Regions from separate parts of the Homo sapiens genome. Here region 1 is linked to region 2. A link is a loop called in an ENCODE intact Hi-C map of the cell type or tissue named here. Cell type or tissue: dorsolateral prefrontal cortex. All regions are shown on one strand.

What was found. A loop is a pair of places that touch in the nucleus more often than their neighbours do. Peaks named below come from ENCODE experiments on the same cell type or tissue, not always from the same donor. Only the 100,000 strongest peaks of a DNase experiment are listed, where the experiment ranks them.
Region 1: a loop joins it to region 2, with 3 times the contacts of the local background. A loop is called at or near these places in 8 of 110 quality-filtered maps.

The regions. Positions count from the first base shown.
Region 1 is chr11:126,605,916-126,608,415 of GRCh38, reverse strand. The region is part of intron 1 of KIRREL3 (kirre like nephrin family adhesion molecule 3); the gene reads left to right. The region is part of intron 1 of KIRREL3-AS1 (KIRREL3 antisense RNA 1); the gene reads right to left. Among named protein-coding and RNA genes, the nearest start is that of KIRREL3-AS4, 46 kb to the left of the region's middle. RefSeq lists enhancers at 1-532, 533-1,218. In dorsolateral prefrontal cortex, CTCF peaks have their summits at 742 and 944 (motif pointing left); a DNase peak (open chromatin) is centred at 935; H3K4me3 peaks cover 449 bases; H3K27ac peaks cover 345 bases.
Region 2 is chr11:126,715,479-126,717,978 of GRCh38, reverse strand. The region is part of intron 1 of KIRREL3 (kirre like nephrin family adhesion molecule 3); the gene reads left to right. Among named protein-coding and RNA genes, the nearest start is that of KIRREL3-AS4, 64 kb to the right of the region's middle. RefSeq lists an enhancer at 1,191-1,485. In dorsolateral prefrontal cortex, a CTCF peak has its summit at 1,340 (motif pointing left); a DNase peak (open chromatin) is centred at 1,338; H3K27ac peaks cover 1,058 bases.

The DNA.
Region 1 (2,500 bases), 110 kb after region 2:
TAATGAGGTGATCTTAGGCAGCTTAATTCAGCTCGATAGCCTGGGGCTAGAGGAGGAGCCCCCGCACAGGAAGTCAGAAGTTGGGCCTGCACTAATTAGATTTCACAAATGCTGCTGTTATTCAGCACGTTGTTCCAAACGCCTGCCAGGTGGATAGGAGGCTCCCAGCGGGGGCTTCTGAGACCGCCCCCTTCAGCTGCCTCCTGCTTTTCTCTCCCACCTGTCCTGGCCCACCATGGCCCGCCCCCACCTCCAGCTGCATTCCTGGAATTGGCACCCAGCTCAGACTCCACCTGGGCCCACCCTGTCCCACCTGTGGGGTGGTCTAAAGGGTGAGGATGGAGCAGCAGCCACCAACCCTCCCTCCTGGGTTGGTAAGAGACAGCACGGCAGGCACGGGAGATGATGAGAAAGGCCCTGGAGACAGCTGACGTGCTCGTTCCTCGGGCCCTTGCTGCGATGGGGCTGAGCAGTTGCCCTAGTGCCTGGGTGGATCCCTTTTCCCCAGACTTGCAGCTGCAGAGCTGACCCAGTAGTGATGTTCGTCCTTGCAGTGGGTGGCAACTCTGTCTTGATTGCAAGTGCTCAGCAACGCTCCCTATTCATCTGTGTACCCTGCAGGGCTAAGCAACTCGGCCCTTCAGCAAATCATTAGGACTAAGTTTCTCCATCTGTAAAATGGCTAATTGCAGAAGGCCACACAGCAGCAGGGACCCAGATAAAGCTCTTGCAGTAGGGAAGCTTTGTTTTGTCCTCGCTAGCAGCTGCCCTAAGTGTTACAACTCAAAGGGCAGAGGAAGCCACTTAATGCCTACATGATAATAACAGCGATCAATTAATAATGGCAATAATGGTCTTTGAACGTGGAGCGCTGCTTCTCTCCAGCGGGAGCCCAGTTCCTGCTCCTGAGGGACAGCCCCACCTGCGGAGAGGCTGCTCCCTCCAGTGGAAGGAGGTGGTCATGGTCACCGAGAGTCAGCTCGGAGCCAGATGTGGATCTCTCCTTCCTGATCTCTCCTCCAGCCCTTCCTCTCCCAGCCAAGAGTACTCATATTCACATTAGAAAGCAGCCCCAGCCATAAGAAACCCGTTCTGTCTGCCCAAAACCACACCAAATGTGTTATGGCGACTTCCTCGCCTTGCCCCTCTGGCCGCAGTTTTTCTTCCTGTACAAGGAGGTGAGCCAATCTCGGCTCAGCTACTCCATCGTTTCCCTGGGTTTAGGGAGTGGAAGCCCCCAGGTATTTTCCTGGCTTTGCCCCTCCATCCACTCTGACGACCTCCTGGGAGGCCCTAGCTACTCATAAGCCCCACGACAAGCCCTGTGGTTGGTTCTTGGCTGCCAGAGAGAGCCCCTTGGAAGAGAACAACTGCTTAATAAGGATAAACATGTGGCATGCAATTTAAAAACCCTGGAATACCCGGCCATGTGATAGGCAGGTTCCAAAGCTGCTTACTTCAGCTAGAAAGCACTGCCTGGCCACCCCCGCCCCTTCCCATCATCTGAGCTTCTCCCCTTTCCCATCCAGAGTCCTCCCTTGACCCCCCAAATCCCTTCCCATCTTTAATCAGTCTAAGCTTTTAAAGAAAGAAAAAAAGAGTGCAGAAGAAGGCCAGCATGTAGAGGTATGGCACTTAGGGATGTTTTAAGGCCCCTGCAGAGTTCAAGGAGAATGTCCCAAGAATGTTAAGCATGATCCCTCCCCTGGGTCTCTCCCCTCACTGCCAACCTTGAACCAAGTTATGCAGCTTGGAAACTGACTGGAGTCCTCCGGTTCCCTCCCTGGAATGTCGAGGGTCTCGGCCTGGTATCAACCCCTGGGGTGTGTAAGGTCATCTGGGATGTGGTCTGGAGACCACCCTAAGGTGGGGAAATGTGGAAGGCAGTTCCCAGAGAGCCCGGACTTCCCTCCCCCATGGCCCTGTGAAATCGACAACTTAATAATTCTTAACATTTATTGGGTCTGTGTTCCAAAGGATGTACATGTCATAATCTGCTCACTCCTCACAGCTCCATGAGTTAGGTATTATTTCCCCGTATTTTACAGACTTGGAAACTGAAACACAGAAAGACTACATAAATTCTCCAGAGTGACACAGCTAGTAAGTGATACACCCGAAATCCAAACCCACACTCCAGATCCACTCTCATAAACACCATACTAAACTGTGCCTTCATAAAAATAATATTTTAACATTAATAATACTAGTGACTCTGATTTGAGTGCTTTAGATGCTGGGTGCCTGCTAAGAGCTTCCCATGGCTTATGCTGGAATGCTCGAAACAGGCTCTATGAAGCAAATATGATTATTAGCTCCATTTTACTGAAGAAATGGAGGCTCAGGGAGATTGAATAATTGACTTAGTTACAGAGATAATGAGTGGTCAACTGGGATTCCTTCCCAAGATGGCCTGCGTCCCTCTGGACCACACTATGGCTCACTGCTCCCTGCCAAAGGGGCCATTCTGTGTGTCACTTCCCTGAGGCAGAGAATGAAC
Region 2 (2,500 bases):
AAAACAGGTTAGCATATTAGCAATCACGGCTCACTACCATCTGTATTTGTTCCATTTGTGCCGTTTATGATGGTTATCCACATTAATTATTTCACTGCTAAAGTCCCTTCTAATTTCTGAACACTGTTATTTCTAAGAAAGATGGATATTAGATATGCCACACATCAGCGCAGGGTGGCATTACAGCATGCCATTAAGTTCAGATGCTGAGGCTCGGCAGAAAATAATTTTGCTATTTGTAATTGCAATAAAGTGTTTTATGTTGTGGCTCAACATGAAGAATAGCACTGATGGAAGCTGACTACTTAGTTTGGCAATGACTCTGAACTCATTAAAACAGACGAGAACCACTAGGTGGGGGTGACTGGCCAGCAGGAGGACAGAGATGAGTGAGGATGGAGGACAAGGTGTGTGGTGACAGCCATTCCCAAGCCTGGCCACGCCAACCTGCCTGAGCAGAGTCTACAAGGAACAGTTCCCCGCGAGAACTTTCAAAGCATCTGAGTCAATAGATCTAGGGTAATAGGGTAAGGCATAGCCAACAGCTGGGACATTCTATCACTGCTGGTTCACATAGCCACTTGTACAACAGTGGCACCTTCAGAGCAGTGACCACTGTCAAAGTACTTGAGTTTATAAACTATAATCACGCTTCCACTATTTCATTAAATAACATGACAGCCTTGGACGGGAGCTGTTATTGTTAGCATATCCAAGACACCATAGAATAATTAGCTTCTCTCCTAACTCCCAACCTCAGGCTTCCGAAAGGATGCCAGTGGGTTCAACAGCTAAAGTCCAGCGAGGACAGCCTTGAAGGTAAGGACCAGCGTGAAGGTCTAAGGAAGGCAAAGAAATCTCCCTTTGTGGCGTTCTTTGTTTTAAAGTGATGTTTGAGATGGTGATCTGACCTGGGTGAGGAAGAATCAAATGCTTCTTCCAGAACCCTTCCAGTTCAAGCACGTGTTCATCCTCCCATTGGTCATTCATCTGTCAAAAACGCACCAAATCATCTTGGATGCGCTGAGCTCTATGCCTGCCCTAGGCTCATTCCCGCCTTCCCAGGTAACCAGGGCAAATGAGTCAGCAGCCAACAAGCAGGGGAAAGGAAACAAAACAGGCACCCACTGCAAATAATGGGTGGATCCCATCTAGATGAGGTCCAGTATAAAATGAAAATCAGCTAGAAAGAATCAGCTGTTACTCTCCCCCACACTTCCCCCCCCCCCCAACACACACACACTCACACTCACACTCAGGCTAGTAAATACCTTCTTTGACTGATATGGCCAGTTTTCAGATGCATTTGGCTGTTTCTTCCAGGGTGATAGCTCCCCCTGGTGTTTGGAGGCCCAGGTTTTCACAGGCCACAGTGAGTGTCCCCAGGAATCTTCTGTGCTCCATCAGTATCACTTAGATGGGAGCTAGAGATCCATAAAAGTCAGTCCCTTCCTGTTTCCCTGGGATGTGGCTGACCTGTGTCATCTGAAACAGGCTTTGTCCCCTGAGCTCCAATCCTAACCTCCCTACAGCCTCAACGCTGTGGTTCTGGGCAAAGTTATTGAAACTCAGAGCACCCATCCCTCACCTATAAAAATGAGGGAGATAACACCAAGGTGGTGTTAGCATGAGATCAAATAATAATGAAATGACACCTAGCTCAATGCGTGACACCTAGCAGGTGCTCCATACATATTAGCTGCTTTGCTCTTCTTAGTTTAAGAGTTTCAAAATCTTGCTCTCCAGCTCCCTCCCTTCCTCTTTCTTCCTCCGCCTCCCTCTCCTTCCCAAATCTTTATTCTAACCTTACTCTTTCTTTCATAGCTCCCTCCTATCTGTTCCTCCTTCTCCCCTCCTGTCTCCCTATCACTCTCTCCATCTCCTTTCTTCTTTTTCCTTCTTTCTCATCACCTCCCACATTCCCCCTCACCTCCCTGTCTGCCTCTTTTCCCACACCTCTTCCTCCGCCCTTCTCCTGCCCAACCTCATGCCTAAGAACTAACATTGGGTGTATGGAGGGTACTCTCTGAAGATAAATTGCATCCTGTGCTAAGTCAGAGAGGAGCCATTTTTCCACTAGTCAATAACACTGCAGATTGCTCTTGCATTCTTCAGAGGAGCACCAAGGGCTTTTCTGCGCTCTTGACGGTGGAACACTGGCCTCTCTGCAACCGTGTTCATCGTGGATGGTGTTTGAACATTCTCTGTCTTCCCTCTTGCTCTTGTGCAGTCTCTCTGATGTTTGCCTCCCCCGCATTCTCTTTCCTCCTTTTGCCTGCCCTTCTTTTATTTCTAATCTCATTTTTGCTCTTCTCTTTAGTATGTTTCACGTGCTGTAGTCCCTTTTCCTCTTGTTTTTGATTTGCAAAATGGTCCACGTTCTCCTATATTCCCAAACTGCATTTTCTCAAGCAGCCTGCAATATTTCTTCCCTGTCACTGTAAAAGCTTTTTCATCTTCATTTGGAGCCATTTGCCCTGATCATTTCTTTCCTTAAGAT